Regions from separate parts of the Homo sapiens genome. Here region 2 is linked to region 1. A link is an interaction called in ENCODE POLR2A ChIA-PET data of the cell type or tissue named here. Cell type or tissue: GM12878. All regions are shown on one strand. Links, peaks and the distances in the headings refer to the core of each region. The heading gives the core; the rest is flanking DNA.

Region 1 (10,568 bases), core at 1,128-9,127:
ACACAAGATCCGCCCCCTTCATCCCACCCCTGCTTAGATCCATGTGCAGGTTTGATATCTGGACAAAACAAATTCCGTCACAATTGAGGAAGAGGTAAATGGATATTGAATAGACAACCAGATTTCCACTACACCATCTTGTTCACCTAACAGGTCACCCTGAACAGTCAAATTGAGTTTATGGAGGAATTCCTCTCATAGTTTGCTCAAACTTTAGAAAGAAAATTATTGGTAGAGCAAAATAATTCTGATGTTCAGTTTTTATAGAATGTGACAATTAGCAGATGTTCAGAGAACTGTTCCCTGAAGAGTTGTCCTTAGTGAGATCTGAATTAGGATGCTTTCAACTGGAAGCAGTAGAATACCCAACTACACTGACACAAGCAATACAGAAAAGTAATTTACCTCCCTGTTAGGAAGTTTGGAAATTAAAAGCTCCTGGTTTGAGATAGTGGCTCAGTGGTGCTTTCAAGAACTTAGTCTTGGCTGGGTGTGGTGGCTCATGCCTGTAATCCCAGCACTTTGGGAGACTGAGGCCAGAGGATTGCTTGAATCCTGGAGTTCAAGACTGGCCTGGGCAACATAGTGAGAACCTGTCTCTACAGAAAATAAAAACATTAGCTCGGCATGGTGGTACATGCCTGTAGTTCAGTTACTTGGGAGGCTGGGGTGAGAAGATCGCTTGAACCCAGAGGACTGAGGCTGCAGTGAGCCGTGATTGTGCCGCTGCATTCCAGCCTGGCTGACAGAGCAAGGCCCTGTCTTAAAAAAGCAAGCAAACAAAAAAACCTAGGCTTGTTCTATTTTTCTGCTCTTTACCCTTCTCATCCTTAGGCATATCCTATCTCATGACTATGGTAACTTCAAGCATTACATCGTCACGCAACTATTCAAGCCTGGATGAAAGGTAGGCCTGCTATCTACCAGGGAGTATACTTTTTCCCAGAAGCTCCCCCACGTACTTCCTCTTACATCTCATTGCTCACAGGTCTACTTTTGTGCCAGTCGCTATCAAGGGGAATGAGATATTGTGCTTGGCTTCAACCAATCTTAGTTCAGGCTCTGGCAACTTGGGGAAAAGCCCACCTTCCTTAACATATTACCCAAGCAAAATTAGATTTGCATAAACTGAAGAAAAAGGGGAAATGGCTATGGAAGACAACCAATAGTGTCTGCTTAAGTTCAACTTGACACTATGTGTCCAGAGCATAAAATTATGCCTCTGTTCTATTTTAGTATCTATACTAGGAAAGTGTTAACCCCAAGCTCAGTGTTTCTCAAACTGTATGTGGTGAAGAACCAGCTTTTTTCCCCTCAATTCATCACAGACCCAACACTAGGAAAATGAAATAAACCCATATAGATTTAAAAATATGCTATACAAACCCAGAATTTTTGTTAGTTCAAAGGCCATAGTTTCTCTGTGAAATTGCTATAAAAAATGTCTAAAGTCACAATTTCTGTCCTTACCCCAGCATGAACCAGCATGGACAAGTAACAAACAGTTTGAAGACCAGGCTGAGTTCATGACCACACTTGTTGACTCTGGTGACTTCATAAGATGGCCCCCGCCTGCCTCGCCTGCCTCTTGTCTGCTGCTCCTTTTGATTCACCTACAACAAGCTGTTCTCTGTTACCAGAATATGCCACGTATTTTGTTTTACTTCTGGGACTGACTTTACAATCTGTTCTTTCTTCCTGGAATGCCCTCCTCTAGCTGGGGAAAACCTACTCATCTTTTTAGACCAGATTAAAAGTCACCTTCCCTGTGATGTTTTCTCGTGGAAAAAAATATTTTTTTAAGAGACAGTGGTCTCACTATGTTGCCTAGGCTGGTCTCAAACTCCTGGGCACAAGTGATCCTCCCATCTCAGCCTCCCAGAATACTAGGATTATAGACATAAGCCATCACGCCCCCAACCTCATGAATTTTAGTTAGGTTATAGCAGTATAGTAAAAGTCCCTATGGATTGAATTATTTGCTCCCTCATAAGTGTTTTTTCTTTGAATCCTAAGTACACTTATTTTATTGGATTACAGTTTCTGAGTCAGTATCCGGGATAGACTGAAAGTTTCTTGAAGTGATAATTGTCTTATTCATCTTTATATCCCCTGTTCTTGGAACACATAGTCTGTCCTGAATAAATGCCTATTGAATTGAATCAGCTCAACAAATGAGAAAACTTATGTTTCTTTCCTTTTTTCTTTCCCAGTTGTTTTTTATTGTGTTCTGCCTTCATGTTTGTGTATTTCCTTATAAGAACATACCATTTTGACAGACAATACATTTTTTCTTTCCTTTTCTATCAAATCTGGACTTACACAAGACACAACTTTTCATTGTTGTGTTCTGATCACAGGTCCTATCCTGTGGGCATCAATGTCACTATTACTGCAGGCCACTATTACTGCAGTGTAATGTCACTATTACATGCACCCATGATTCTCTGACACGTATGCCACCCTGGCAATGTACTCAAATTTCCAGCAGCAATAGATGAGCTTGTATATGCACACATGTAAACTCCCAAAAGTACCTGGTAGGATGTTATTAATATACTGTAGAGAATATACAATTCAGAGACACACTGACCTAGGCTTTAATCCTTATTCACATACTGACTAGCTTTGTGACCTTGGGCAAGTTCCTTAGCCTCTCTGAGCCTGCTGCTTCTATTAAAACAAAAAATAGGTATAGTAAGATAACATAAAACAATAGCTGCTTGATAAATGTTAGTCCCCTCTGCTGAGATAGCACATATGTGGATTGACAGGAAAGCAGGCTGAGTGCAGTCTGGACAGCAGGACAAGTGAACCATAGAGTTAATGGGTCTGCCTGTCTCTTTAATGGGTCAGGGCCAACCTATTTGGCAGGTCTCCTAAGAAAGATGAGCTGCTTTGAAATTGTATCTTGGGCAGAGCTTTGGTTGCTTCTTCATTTCTATGCTTCTGACTTCCCTGCTTACAGCTGGCAGGGACAGCTACTCTGGAAGCTCAGGGGCTGCATGTCTGTGATAGAAGGATGAGCAGCTGCTGCTTGTTAAAGTAGGGGGGTTGTTTGGGAGGCAGGCAAGTGATGTAAAAACAGTATATGGAAATCCCCAAACCCCACTGTTAAAATGATGTCAGGGGTCCAAATCATGTCCATGGAGTGACCTCAGTGACATTTCTTCTCCAAATACTCTAGCTCTTTACTGATTTTTTTCCTCTTAACTTAGAAAGGAGGAAATAAGGTATATATTTGTTGGTCAGATGATTTTAATGAGGTTAAGAAAAAACTGGCTTCCTTCAACATGCCATGCATTTTCATGCCTCTGTGCCCGTGCTTCTGCTGTTCTCACCACTAGAAATGCTGTTCTCCCCACTAGAAATGCTATTCTCCCTCTACCTGCCTGGTGAATTCAACCCCTAAACCTCAAATTAGAGGCCAGCCCTTCTTTGCATCTTCCCTCCCTGATGCCACCCTTCCTTCTAGGCTGCCACCATCCTTCAAAGTTAACTTGGTTGTTGTGCTTCACATACTGAACTGCCTTTGTTTTTTGAGGTCTCTTTACCCTAACAGGGTGAAAGTTTCTCTTGAGGATCTTTGATGCCCAAGGGCTTAGCTCATAAAAGGCACTCAATAAATATTTGTTGAGTGAAAACATCTCCTTCTCACCATATTTGACAATTTTGAATTTCTCATAAATTTTCATCAAGTTATAGCAGTATAGTAAAAGTCCTTATGAATTGAGTCCTTGATTAGTTCTGGGAGGTTACTGAGCACCCCGCCTGTACTTCAGGGGCGATAGGAGTAATGGGAGTAAGTGCTAACCCAGCAGCAGGGAGGAAGAATCAAGGAGTCATTTGGAATCCAGAGAGTCACATTTCTTTTTCTTTCTTTCTTTCTTTCTTTCTTTCTTTCTTTCTTTCTTTCTTTCTTTCTTTCTTTCTTTCTTTCTTTCTTTCCTTCCTTCCTTCCTTCCTTCCTTCCTTCTTTCCTTCTTTCTTCTCCTTCCTTTTTTTTTTTTTTTTGACAGAATCTTGCTCTGTCACCCAGGCTAGAATGCAGTGGCACAATTTTGGCTCACCACAGCCTCTGACTCCCAGGTTCAAGAGATTCTTGTGCCTCAGCCTCCCCAGTAGCTGAGACTACAGGTGCCCGCCACCACGCCCAGCTAATTTTTATACTTTTAGTAGAGACAGGGTTTCCACCATGTTGGCCAGGCTGGTCTCGAACTCCAGCCTCACTCAGGTGATCCACCCGCCTCAGCCTCCCAAAGTGCTGCGATTATAGGCGTAAGCCACTGTGCCCAACTAACATTTCTTAGCCTAATGTTTGCATACTCCAGCTTTATCTCTTGGCAGCCCAAAGTAGATTCCTAGGTTCAACCAGAAGTTCCTTGAAAATTGTCAGACTTCATAGAAGTGTGGAGTTGGGAGTCATGGATCTAGTACTGTACTTCCACTTACTGGCAAACCCCTTGGGACAGAGTATTAAGTTTGACAGACTTGGGTTCAAATCCTGGCTCTGCCACTTAGACCATCTGTGGGAGCTTGTTACCTCTCTGAGCCTCAGTTTCTTCCAGATCTAGAAGGAGAATAATATTTATTTTGAAGGATTGTTGTCACAACTAACTTATAAGTGTATAAAATGCCTAATCTAGGTTTGGCACTTCATGGGTGTTTAATAGGTGGGAATTATAATTTGGAAGCACCGGAGTGGGTGGGATGATGATCTGGGCAATGTATTATTATTTGTTTACTATTACCAGATCCAGATATATGCAGGGGAAAGCCAGCTTAGAATTCAAAAAGCCACTTTACATAGCTACTTTTGTTAAATGGATGTCAAATAAATACATAATGATATTTGCAGTGTGACTTAATAAAGGCCTTCAGGGGGTTTTCCAGCTTTCACTGTTAGGATTTTTTCTGATAATAGTCCCATACTTTCCTACTCTGATGTGTCCTCACTCAGAAGCACTGTCTGGCTCTCCCCAAAGGGAGCTCGGGACAGTTTCCTGCCTGAGGTGTTCAGGTGAATTCTGTGCTCACTTTTCCTTTCTCTCTCCTTGTCTGTCTCTCTGACCCTGAGGTCTTATCTTGTCCTCTGGGAGGTATGTTAAGTGCTCTGCCAGGCTGCCTGTGCCTGGCCTGTTTTTTCTCACTGCCAGTACCTCTTGGATTCCAATTCCAAACATGGTATCCATCTGGGGTCACCCTTTCTTCCGGTGCCAAGAGAGAACACATTCCAAATGGAACACAAATGTGCCTCCCATGCTGGCTCTCCTCATTCTGCTTGGGAAAAACAGAGAGCAGGATGTGGCCGCATCATCCCACGCTGCTGGACTTTTCAGTCCTGTAGTGCTACTTTCCCTTGGGACTATTTAGGTTTTTCTGCTAAGAACCAAATTTGAAGACTCCCAAGAAACATGGAACCAAGGAAGCTTGCCAGAGCTCTGCAGGGAGAGCCAGAGCCTTGCTGAGACAGCGGGGGTGGTGGGGAGGAGAGAGGGGGGGAGAGGGGGAGAGAGAGAGAGAGAGAGAAAGAGGTTTTTAAATTCTCCATGAAGTGTACTATGTTCCATCATTCCTTCCCAAAGCCACCGGAAGCATTCCTTCTAGGAAAGGTGGAGTCGGTAGTGAGAAGCCGGAGGTGAGAAGACCCCTGAGCGGATGGATTCATTCATTTTCTGAATTTCCTATGTGAGGACAGTATTAGAGCCCAGTGAGGCTTTGAGAGGCCCCAAAGATGAGCGCCAACAGCAGCAGAGTGGGCCAGCTTCTCTTGCAGGGTTCAGCGTGCATTAGGTGGAAGCAGGATGTGGAAGGGGCTGTCTACCACCTAGCCAACTGCCTCTTACTCCTGGGCTTCATGGGGGGCAGTGGGGTGTATGGATGCTTCTATCTTTTTGGCTTCCTGAGTGCAGGTTACCTGTGCTGCGTGCTGTGGGGCTGGTTCAGTGCCTGTGGCCTGGACATTGTTCTTTGGAGCTTCCTGCTGGCTGTGGTCTGCCTGCTCCAGCTGGCACACCTGGTATACCGCCTGCGTGAGGACACCCTCCCTGAGGAGTTTGACCTCCTCTACAAGACGCTGTGCCTGCCCTTGCAGGTGCCCCTACAGACATACAAGGAGATTGTTCACTGCTGCGAGGAGCAGGTCTTAACTCTGGCCACTGAACAGACCTATGCTGTGGAGGGTGAGACACCCATCAACCGCCTGTCCCTGCTGCTCTCTGGCCGGTAAGCTACTCTATCCATTGCCCAGAATTTCTTTCCCCAGCCCACACTTCTCATTTCCTAGTGTGTCCCTTTCCATTTCATGTCCCTTTCCATTTCGTGTCCCCTTCCATTGAGGGAAGGATGTGACAAGTCAAACAAACCAAAATAGATTTTTCTAAGAGTGGGGTTGCTTCCTCTTTCTTGGCATTTTCCAAGAAGAAACCAGTTCATGAGGCATCTTGGTTGGCAAGAATGATTGTATGTGCACTTGCTGCTGGAAGGTGTGCAGTGCGTGTGTCTTGAGCCTGGGCCTTAAATAACCCCTCTACCATCACCACACACATATCAGTGTGTCATGCCTAAGCTGCAGCAATATCTCTGTAAGCTTTGAAAAACTAACATTTCAATAAGGTTAATCTGTTCCTTACTCAAATTCAACATTTGCTAAGCACCAACTGTATTCAGGGAACAATGCCAGAAATGGGAGGTCGGGATAGCGGGGTGGTTCTCATAACCCCTGTTCCCTGCCAAGGCATCAAGCAAACAGCCCCACTTGTGTTTGGGGTAGCTGTATGTAGCCAGGTAGGGAGAGTGAATACCCCTTGCCCACCTTTCCATTTCCAGTTGTTCTATTGAGGTTCTTGAAGACTAAGAAGTCAAGTACAGTACTGTAAATCTGAGGGCCCAACAATGGGAGAAGAGAAGTGATACACCTATCTCATCAAGGCTTTTGTGGAAGCACCGCCTCTTTTGGAGAAGGCTGACAGTCAGATATGGGCAGAAATGGTCTTAGTCAGGATCAGTGTATGCCCAGTCAACCTGGATGTGAATGTTGGGCATTGATTTCTTCTGAGAAAACATCACGGGGCTCTGTGCTACACACTTAGTAGGCAATTGTGGATTTTTTTATACTGCCCTAGTGGCTCTTGAGCCCCACAACCCCCACTCCACCAGCTTTCTTGAGACCAGGAGAATGTGATAGAAAAGGTAAGATGGCAATTAGAAGGCTCCAATTCCAAGAAAAAAAAAAAAAAAAAGCAAATCCAGATAATACTGCCAACCACACAATGGAGAAAAAAGTTTGACAATGATGCTAATGGTACTACAACTACCACTAATAGTAATAATACGTGTTTGTGTATTCATTTATAGAACCTGAAGTATCATGTATATATGTTTTGATTTTGTTTGAACTCAGAGGTCCTGGATAGAGTGAGCTAGGAGGGGAGACATTTTGTGAGGGTACATTTCATTTCATTTATTGGTGAACTGAAAGTGTAAACCAATGCGATTATTTGTAAACAGATATAGATGTAAATACAAATACATATAACTATTGTGAAAATGTTTGCACCTATAGTTCCATGCTTAAAGACAATTTAGGGAACTTGCTCATTCATGAGACCCATGATGTTATAGCTCGTCTGTTCAAAGGAGGAAATTGAGAGCAGCAGAAGTGCTCCCTCCAGTGTAGGGTGCCCATTTGCTGGAAGCATGTATGGTTACTGTATAGTTCAGTTAGGATAGATTTACTGTGAACTTGTATAAGATCACTTCCCAGTGAAGGGGAGAGGGGGGCTTGCCCTTGGTGTAGCTTTTCCTGGTATACTTAGCATCAAAAGGCTGAGTCAGAAATTAGACAATTTTGATTTTTTTTTTTCCTGCCTTTCAAGGTTTGGAGTAAGAGTTTTGTTATCTTTCAGTGTCACCCTGTCTCAGCTTTGCTGAGCTGGACATAGAGGAAAAGGCTTCTAGTCTATGACTGGGCTCTAGTTTTAAAGGAGAATCACTGAACCTTGGGCTGGTTACAGTAAGGGACCAAACATCTCAAAGCAGCAGACAAGAACTTTGTGCCAGGAAGTGGGGACTCTTGTGCAGACTTCCACATCTCACATGCACACTGTTCTCTAGAGTCCTTCACTCAAACCTCAGAAGTCTTTTTGTTTTGTTTTAATAAAGGAAACCAATCTCTTTCAAAACTCAGAGAGGGAAAGTGACTTTCTCAAAGTCTATCACCCTGTTAAGCAGCGCTTAACTTAGACGTTTCTCTCATATAAAATTCAAAACACAAACTTCCATATATACAACCCCCTGAGCAGGCAACTAACTATCTAAGCTATTCATTTAGGAGAAGATCATCCATCTTCCAGTAGATCAAGAAGGAAGAAGAAACAGATGATAAAGGGCACAGCATTCCGATTTAAATGGCTTCAGCGAGCCACGAAGATCATTAGACATTATCTACACTCTACGGTTGTCACTCTTTGGTGGCTTGCCTGGGTGGCCGAAATCCTCGCCTAAGGAGCTGACATATGCTGCAGCAGCGCCATTCTCTTCTGCTGTCTTCCTTTGCTATGGAAGCTTTTCAGTGAGGTTTTGATCCCCTTTTATGGTGACACAAGTGAGTTTGTTCCTTGGTTTCCTTTGTTCATTTATTCATCCTTACTTTCTTGCTTCCTTCTTTCCTTCTTTTCCCCCTTCCATACATATTTATTCAGAGTCTTGAATAAAGCTCCTGTCTTCCAGCTTTAGGTTGTCAGATAATAGGTGCAATTGTTTTTTTAATTGGTGCTGGTCTTTGGTAATTTGTATACACGCATGTATACCTAGGCATTCATTAAGAGCAAGGCTCAGGAGTGCTGATATCCCATTGGCCAGGACTTATCACTTGCCTATGCCTAGCAGCCAGGGAAGTAGAGAAATGTTGATTTTTTTCTCTGCAGTCATGTGTCCAGTTAAAATCTAGCACCATTAAGGAAGAGAAGAAAGCAGATACTGGAGAACAGACTGCCACACTGGATTTCCCAGGTCTTTGTTCATTCTCATCTTTATCTGCTTCTCAATACCCTTTGCATCCCTCAAAATTCAGCTCAAATGTCATCTCCTTCGAGAGGTCTGCTGCCCAAAGAGAACCAATCTTTCTCTCTCCTCTGTTACTGTTCCACAATAGCACCTATCACATTGACTTGCAGCCAGTTATTTATGTGCCTGTGACTTCCACTAAATTGTGAAATCCTCAAAGACAAAGACCAGATTGTGCCCATCTCTGCATTCCCAGATCTCCAGAAACATGAGAGATGCTCCAGAAATATTTGTTTAGCCAATAAACCTCCAGAAATAATGGAAGGATATCTCCCCCAAATGAACAAGGTGTACCTTAGAGATCTTTTTCATCTTCCCCCTTTGCCTAATAGAGGCACCCCTATTGCCTGATATAACTCACTTTAGAAGAGAGGTTAAAGATGAAACTCTGAGTTTTCTGGGCAGGGGTCGGGTTGGGGGAAGGATAAAGCCCATACTGGATTCTAATCTTCTTCCAGATGTGGCCTCACATCTGAAATACACTCCCTGTCCTCAGGCATCATCAATGACATGCCATCAGTTCTAACAAGTTCTCATGGAATGCAGTCTTTTTACCCTGCAGGGGCAGAGCACTAGGCTAGGTACAGCCACAAGGGTACAAAGGCACCAAGCAGCAATAGTAAGGCTCCTAACCCCTTAAGTTGTGAAACCAAGCCTGTGGTCATGGGCAAGTCAAGAGCAGTTAATGACTTAAGACTTAAGACTTAAGAATATTCATAAAATTAAAGCAAATAATTCGGATTTCTGGCTGCAGCCACAGTAACCCACTCTAGCCAACAGAAGGGGGAAAAAAGGTCTTTATTTAAAAAAATACAAGGATTTCTTATGAAACTCAAGGAAAGACATGCACCTAAGCCTCAGGTAGTGCTAGAAACAAGAACATGTCCTACTAGGACATTTTATGTGATTTCAAGTTTATTTTCTCTATAGCCAATTGGGACCCATGCTTTTCAAAGTCTGAGTTACGTGATAAAAAAAAATTTTTTTTAGTTCCTTCAGGGAGGAGTGTGTTAGTTTTGTTAATAATGCCTGATAATTGTCCCCATCCAAGGCATGATTTACACGCAATTCCATTTCCAAATTCCCAGGGAAGGAGTTTGATTGGCTCAGCTTGAGTCAGGTGTTCACTCTAGGACCATCAGCTGGATAGGGTGCATGGGATCTCATTGTCTAAAGAAACAAGCTGTTATTGTCACCTACGGTTAGAGAGGTCCGGGAAAGGGTCATGCTAGGAGAGTCCACTACCATCTACCCAAAGCTGTAGTAATAGGGTGGCAACATGGTGTTGTGCTAAGAACATAGAATTTTAGTTCCGCCACTTGATCGCTATGTAGCCTTAAGCTCGCCACTCAACCCTTCTGAGCACCAGTTTCCTTAGCTATAAAATACAGAAAAGAATAATCTACCTTGTGGTGTTGTGAACATTATATAAGAGAACACTGGTAAAGTGTCTAGCAGAGTCTGGCATATGGTAGACTTGCCACTTCCTTCAAAGTCTACAA
Region 2 (8,000 bases), core at 1-8,000, 110 kb after region 1:
TGCTCCCTTCTATTATCCTATAAGCTGGAAGGAACCTTCAGGGTGTTTTCAGAAGATTTTAAAGATTAGAAGACTGTGGTCCAAAGAGGTTAAAGGACCTGCCTATCATCACACAGCAAGTTAGCAACCAAGTTAACTCAAGAACCCAGGCCTTCAAGGAAGCGTGGAAGGGACAGTGTTATTTTAACAAAACCATACAGCCGATTCATAATGGTCTCTTCCATGAATATTAGATGCTCATTTACATTTTGTGATGTGCCGATACTGGCCTCGGAGTCTAGTCCCAAACTATGTTTTCATGATACAGCTCAGCGAAAGTGTCCTGCTTCTAAAATTGAACAATGGTGATCTTCTTTCCAATCTGAAGGCGGGAGAGTAGTTGAGGACAATTCCTCTTAATGACATTCATCTTCTTAACCTTCTTAAGTTCCTCTTAATACATTAATCTTATTTGTTCTGCTTTGGATGCTGAGATCTTTTTTCAACATTGGCATCTGACTTTAAGTGGTATCAGATTTAACACAAAATTATGTTTTTAGTTATTTTTAATCTGCCACATAGGTATTACATATATGTCCTGAAAGTAATAATTTGACTTCTAGAGGCTTTTGTTCCTGCTCAGGTGATCTTAAGAGTGCTGAACTTTTGGGACTGTCAAGAAGGGTGAGGCTTGTCCCTGCTGGCAGGATGGTTCTGATTTTTTTTTTTAAGTCAGAAAACAAAAGATCTGTTTTCTAGTGAGCAGCATACTTCCCAGTTTCCCAAAAACAAAGAAGTTTGGGCTCCAGCATGATTTGCCAGTCTGCAAAGACCCGACTATTAAGGGTCCTTGTCTTAAAAACTTCTCACATAAAGTACTGCCTAGAATATCAGAGGTGTGAGAGAGAGGTAGAGGGAAGAGAAGAGGAGTTGGGGGCCCACAGATTACTTGACTGCGATGGTGGTCATTTAAAATTTTCTGTCCAGAGCTATTTTACATTGTTTCAGAACCAAGAGAAACATGGCCTACATTTCACAATTTACACCTCAGGTTTTTTATATATTTGACAGTTACATTACATTTCCAACAGTTACAATTTCCTTCTGGGGAGCTGGGGAAGCATTCCCAAACTAGTCTTCTGGGGAGTACAGAGGAGTTTAAAATATATAGAAGGAAATTTGTACAGGCTTCCCAGAAATAAGGGGGGCAGGGAGGGGGAGAGACAGAAAGAGGGAGAACAATAAAAAAAGTAAAAGAGGACATAAAATAAAAATTAAAACCCAGACTTTAGAAATTGTACAAGGAAAATTAGGGTCAGAGGTAAGTGGAAAGAGATCTTTGAGCTAAAGAAAGATGTTTAGGAAAGCACCTTGTTCTCTAGCTACATCCTGGTTTTACTGCTGCTGTGACTGAGTCAATGAAGCACCTACTGTGTGCCAGGTGGGCCATAAAAGTTGAGGCTAGGATTCCTGCACTCAAAGAGGTCTGCATATGTTAGTTGCGGAAATGCAAAGCTAACCCATGTAGAACAAGCAAAGAGCAATGAAATGCTTTGCCCTGATTGTAGGAGCCCAAGATCTGGGAAAGTGGGTAACAGACTGGGCTGCAGGAAGGAGGGCAGGCTTTACAGAGGCAGATGGATGATGGAGAGAGAATTCTGGTCAGGGCAACAGCCTGGACAAAGGCACAAAGGTAAGGATGAGGCTGGCACAGGTGTTCATTCTTTTGTTTAATCATTTATTAATTCAACAAACATGAGCATCTCCTAAAACCAAGAGACTTTTCTTGGTCCTGGGGACATGGCTCTTGCATTTGTGAAATTTACTATCATTGGAAAGAGGAAAAGTAATCCAATAGCCACTCAAATGAATGTGTTAAAGTGTGGCCAACAAACAAAGCCACGTGCTTTGAAGGCAGGGCACAGGCACTGCCTGAGGAAGTGCTGTCTTCCTCTGCCAGCAAGAAGGGGCAGTGAGCTGGGAAGTAGCAGAGGAGGGACTGGCCCAGTGAGCAAGAACCGGACCCTGCAGCACTTGTGAGTTATAATCATGAATCCGCATGTTATTCAGGAAGCTGGAAGGGCTTTACCCAGGAGAGTGGCGTGGTCTACCCCAGCTCTGTTCACTCTTTACACATACCAATAGCCTGGGGGTTTTGCTAAATTGCAGTTTCTAGCACAGGGAATTTTTTAGAGAAGTGAATCTATTTTGCATAATACTGTAATGATAGATATAAGTCATTATAAATTTGCCCAAATCCATAGAATATGCAATACCAGGAGTGACCCCTATCGTGAACTCTAGATTTGGGGTGGTAATGATGTGTTAATGTAGGTTCATTGATTGTAACAAGTGTACTGCCCTGGCGCAGGATGTAGACAGTGGCGGAAGCTGTGAATATGTGGGGAGGGGGTTACTTTACATTCAATTTTTCGATGAACCTAAAGCAGCTCTAAAAAATAAAGTCTATATAGTTTTTTAAATGCTGTTTCTGCTTAGGTGGGTCTGGGATGGGGCCTGAGATTCTGCATTTCTAAGAAGCACCTAGGTGATGCTGATGCTGCTCCACCATACACTTTGAGTTTCAGTAGTAAAGGTGTAAATAACTTTAAAAGGAAAAAAGTGTTACTGAAGAACAGAGTGGCTTGTAGGGCAGCCACAGTGACTGTGCAAAACCTATTAGGAGGTTATTTCAGTAACTTACAGTAACTGATGATGTCTTTAATGAAAAGAATTGGATCAGAAGGAAGTTGATGGGTTGGAGAGTGTGTACCATGTAAAATTAGTGAGGACTGCTCAACGGGAGTGTAGGTGTGAGTGTGCATGGTCTGTGGGAGGTGAGATTCAGTGAATACAGTGGAGTAGGATTATAGAGGGCTTTATTCAGGGCAGAGATTTGCCACACTAGGCCTTCCTCTCCTGCCACACCATGGCAGAGGTGTTCCCCCTCTCCTCCTGCCCAGCCACTGATGCCCAGGGGAAGGGACTCCTCTTTCATGCACAGGGTGGAACCAGCCAGGCTCCTCTCCCCCTCTAGGCCTGCAGGCACTGTCTATGGAGGCAGAAACGCCTGACTTTATAGTCCAGCAACTGGTGGCAGTAAGGCAGAGGCTCTAACAGGGCAGCCCTCAGAGGGACCAATGTGGGCAGCTTTTCCTTCAGAGCTGGAGTCCTTTAAGAGAGGGTCAGGTCTAAGGAGAGGGGAAAGGCCTCCTGTAGGAGGAGGCAAGAGATGTAGGAAAAGCATTGCCTATAAGTTTATAGTCTGAGAACTCAGAGCTAGGAGAAAAGAGAATACCCCAAAGTGCCACCATTCACAGAACACATCCTCCTCTCCCTGCAACACACACCGCTATGCTGCTGGCCCAGGGGTCCCATGAGCAGTGATTGTTGCCATCATCACCCTGACAACAGCTGTTCAAGTCCCTGTGCATTTTAAGGATATAAATACTGTTTAGAAAGAGAAAAAGTAAGGATCAGATGGTACAGAGTATATGAGCAGGGTCTAAACAGGGGGAAAAGTCAGGAACAGTGTGAACACGAGGAGACACAGGTCTCAAGCCTGTGGCTGCCAGAGGCAGCTCTGCCTGTCTCCTTTGTGTGGCTAGCACCTAGCCCAGGGCTGACACCAGCCCTGTCGGTGCTAGTTCACCTAATCAAACATTTAGAGGGGGGTCACTCCTGTTGGAAGAGTGTGCACAAACCAGGAACGGTAAAATCTCCAGGTGGTGAGACAATAGGTGACTTTCACGCTTTTCTATATCTTCCATTCTTTCTAAGAATGTTTATTTCATAGTCAGGGAAAATGTTTATTTAAAAAGCACACTTGTGTTTCCAGGGAGATCATGTATGTCCCGTCATTTGGTGAGTTAAAAGATGTTGTGTCAACTGCTTCTCTCCCTTCTCCACTAGCAGTGGTGATGCAGCTCCCAGACCCCTGCGAGGGCAGCCTCTCTAACGGCTGCTGAGGTTGAACTCCCTGGGAGGGGCACTGCAGACTGGCCACTGCATCCTCCAGGCCTCCAGGCTGCACGGAGAGGGTGGGGAAGACTCAGGTCTTCCTAGTATGGATTCTTCTTTTCCCTTCATGTTTTATTTGCAATGACATAAAATTCAACGTTTTAAAGTATACAATTCAGCCAGGCACGGTGGCTCACTCCTGCAATCCCAGCATTTTGGGAGGCCGAGATGGGTGGATCACCTGAGGTCAGGAGTTTGAGACCAGCCTGGCCAACATGGTAAAACCCTGTCTCTACTAAAAATGCAAAAATTAACCACACAAGGTGGCCCGTGCCTTTAATCCTAGCTACTCAGGAGGCTGAGGCAGGAGAATCTTTTGAACCCTGGAGGCGGGGGTTGCTGTGAGCCAAGATCATGCCACTGCACTCCAGCATGGGCAACAGAGCGAGACTCTGCCTCAGTAAATAAATAAATAAATAAATAAATAAATAAATAAATAAATAAATAAATAAAGTGTACAATTCAGTGGGTTTTAGTATATTTGCAATGTTGTGAAACCACCATCACTATCGAATTCCAGAAGGAAATGTTCTGGATGATGATGGAAATCATCATCCCAGAAAGAAACCTGCGCCTATTTGCAGCTACTCCTCATTCCCCTGTACCCCATCTCCTCGTAACCACTAATTTACTCTCTGTCTCTATGAATTTGCCTGTTCTAGACATTTCTTTTCTCTTCCTTTTTTTCCAGAATCCAGGTAAGAAAGAATATTCTGGACATTTCTTACAATATGTGGCGTTTCGTGACTATTTTCTTTCACTGAGCATTATGTCTTTCAGGTTCATCCATGTTGCGTATGTCTTAGTACTCCATTCGCTTTTACGGCCAAATAATATTCTGAAATAATATTCTGTTGTAGATTGAGATCTATTTTTTCTTTTTGTAGCGATGGGGTTTTTGCTATGTTGCCTAGGCTGGTCTCGATTTCCTGGGCTCAAGCAATCCACCCGCCTTGGCCAGCTCCCAAAGTGCTGGGATTACGGGTGCCTGGCCTAGATTGAGCCCTTGAGAGGTCCTTTTTTTTTTTTTTTTTTTTTTTTTTGAGACAGAGTCTTGCTCTGTCGCCCAAGCTGGAGTGCAGTGGCACAATCTCTGGCTCACAGCAAGCTCCGCCTCCCGGCTTCACGCCATTCTCCTGCCTCAGCCTCCCGAGTAGCTGGGACTACAGCTCGTAAAAGTCCTCCACACAAAAATCAGCCCGCCACCACGCCTGGCTAATTTATTTTTTTTGTATTTTTAGTAGAGACGGGGTTTCACCGTATTAGCCAGGATGATCTTCGAGCTCCTGATCCGCCTGCCTCGGCCTCCCAAAGTGCTGGGATTACAGGCGTGAGCCACCACGCCCGGCCGAGAGGTCCATTATTTGTCTAAAATTCTTGGTCTCTACTCTTGTTGGCAAATAGCTTCCTCTCCTGTGTGGCTAGCAGTCCAGAGTTGAAGTGGTCAGAGCAGGAGGGTGGCCAAGGGGTCAGGAGAGGCAGAGGCTGAGGCCAGCAGTGTTGAGTGTCCCTATTGTGCCCTACAGGTGGGCAGTTTCCATGCATTCGCCAGAAGGCGAGCAGCGTTGCCGTCCATCTCTGCCTTCTCTCCGCCTCCTTTCACAGCCTCTGGCCCTTTCTGACTGCTGCTGGGTAGAGGTGCAGGAGGGGCTCCCCATGCCAGCTATGGGCACTGAACTCAGTTCAAGAATCAGCCAGTTACCATGGTGATGCTGGTCCTATGGGGGTGTGGTTCAGCAAAGCAGGCTGTTGTGCATGAGAAAGAACAGCCCCATTTAAAATCTGTAGAGCATTCTAAAGTTAAGAAAGCACTTTACATCTGGTATCCTGTGATCGCTGTGATAATTATGTGAAGCAGGGAAGATAGTTATCTCGGTCTGGTTTGTGCTGCTATAACAGAATACCTGACATTGGGTAATTTAGAAAGAACAGAGATTTATTTCTTACTGTTCTGGAGGCTGGGAAGTCCAAGGTCAAGGGGCTCACATCTGATGAGGACCTTCTTGCTGCATCATCCCATGGCAGAGGATAGAAAGGCAGGAGAGCACGCCCAAGGCAGAGTAGGAAGGAGGCCAAAACCATCCTTTATAAGGAAGCCACTCCTGCTGTAGTGAACCCACTCCCAAAAAAATGGCATTAATCCATCCATGATGGCAGAGTCTCCATGACCTAATCACCTTTTAACAGTCCCAATTCTCAACACTGTTGCACCCGGAATTAAATTTCCAACACAAAACCTTTAGGGGACACATTCAAATCATAGCAATAGTATTATGACTGTTTTACAGAGATGGAACCTGAAGCCCAGAGAGGTTACCCAGCTTGCTCAAGGTTATGATTCTAATACACAGTGGATGGAGCCAGACCTCATTTCCTCATGCCTAGACATGCATTCAGCAAGTATTTACTGAGCACCTACTATGGGCCAGGCCCTGTTCTAGACACTGCAGATATGGCAGTGAACAAAGGAGGAAGCCTCTGCTCCATAGCTCCATACGTAATTATGTATCACATATACCTGTAAATATACATCACAGTTGTAAAAATATATATCAGCTGGAGACAAGCCTGAAGAGAAACAAATCAGGCAAAGAGACTAAAGAGTAGCAGGATGGAGGGGGGCAGGGAGGATGGCGCTGTTCAAGGAGAGTCAGGGAAGGCCTCTTTGACAAGGGGCCACGAGAGTAGATGTGAGCAAAGTGGGACCTGAACTGTGTGGATCTCTGGGGAAGACACTGGCTCCCTCTAATGTCCTAGGTACTGTGGAGGACTTTTATGAGCAGTATCTCATTTTGAATCCTTGCACCCACTGGGTTGGGTAGGTGTTACAATGCCCATTCAAAAATGGCAAAGCAAGCTCAGAAGTTCAACCAGGTTTGAGACAGTAATATTGAGATTTCCAGGTGCTGACTTTCCCCGCCAGTCACTGAAGCAGACAAAATCGTTAGAGACATTTCCGTTTCAACTGCTTTTTGTCCGTGTGTGATGGAGTCCCTAAAACAGACAAAACTGATATAAATTTGGGCAAATTTATAATGACTGTTTTCTGTCTCTGTGTGGTGGAATCCCGAAAACTGGGTTCCCGTGTGAATTTCCAAATTGTTCGGAAGATTTTGGGTTCCTCTTTTTAGTCCTGTTCTTCTTCACTCTTCTCCTCAGAAGGCTGGACAAAAACTCCTCAGAAGCCATCACCAAAATTAGATAGTCTCTCTTTCAGCTATGCTTTCACTTTTGCTAACATCACCACATACCAAAATCAGTGAGAAATATTGGATTCTTTTTGGCTGGGAATGAATAGTTCGGTGGGGAAAGACCCTATTATTGGGAGGCCCAGACAAGTGAGTTGCTGTCTGTCTGGCCCATAGCAAGACCAGAGTGCTATATATCTGACATAACCCTTGAGTGAAATGAAAGGTAAGAGTTGGCAGTGGGAGGAGGGAGAAAGAAAAATGGAAACTCTTACAGAAGACCTGCTATGTCCTTGGGACTTTTTATTTATATCATTTAATTGAACTGAATTTTCCAGTGATCCCAAGGGGTAGGTGTCATACCTATTTAGAGATGAAGAAACAGATGAAACAGCAAGTGGCTGAGCTGGGACTAGAATCCAAGTCAATGGAGATGGATAGCCCATGTTCCTTCTACGTCTCATTTTGCTTTCCTTGCAACACTAGGAGTGTCTGGGTTGTCATTTGATCTTTAGCTAATATAGCTTCACTTTGAAATATGCTCCCTTCAAGTATGTCTTTTTATTTCTTCCTTTCTTTCAGTTATATTCCCTAAAGCAGGGACTGGCAACATTCCACACAATTGCTGAAGAGGTGCCTGGACCTTTCTGCATTACCTCACTTTGCTATGCAAATACCCACCATCACAAAACTCTCTTGTTCAGTGCTGTGGTGGGGCCGTATCCAGTCTGACAGAGGCCTGAGAATGGCTGGTGAGATGGAAAGGTGCTAGTGCCCCATGATCCTGCTATCTAAGAAAAGAGAGGGCTTGGA

What was found. ChIA-PET counts read pairs that join two places held together with the same protein. Peaks named below come from ENCODE experiments on the same cell type or tissue, not always from the same donor. Only the 100,000 strongest peaks of a DNase experiment are listed, where the experiment ranks them.
Region 2: POLR2A ChIA-PET joins it to region 1 with 23 read pairs; 2 of 35 experiments call an interaction of 5 or more read pairs at or near these places.

The regions. Positions count from the first base shown.
Region 1 is chr3:119,655,590-119,666,157 of GRCh38, reverse strand. It overlaps POPDC2 (popeye domain cAMP effector 2), which reads left to right and starts at 5,569. Exons shown (of 4, transcript NM_001369919.2): 1 at 5,569-6,225. The coding sequence starts at 5,735. It also overlaps a transcript of COX17 not described here. RefSeq lists an enhancer at 3,265-3,314. In GM12878, for the core only: no CTCF peak of the experiment used is centred there; no DNase peak of the experiment used is centred there; H3K27ac peaks cover 2,734 bases.
Region 2 is chr3:119,549,556-119,557,555 of GRCh38, reverse strand. The region is part of intron 2 of CD80 (CD80 molecule); the gene reads left to right. Among named protein-coding and RNA genes, the nearest start is that of CD80, 6.1 kb to the left of the region's middle. RefSeq lists enhancers at 3,037-3,216, 3,277-3,326, 3,557-3,656, 7,025-7,244. In GM12878, for the core only: a CTCF peak has its summit at 6,744; a DNase peak (open chromatin) is centred at 6,920; H3K4me3 peaks cover 7,592 bases; H3K27ac peaks cover 7,797 bases.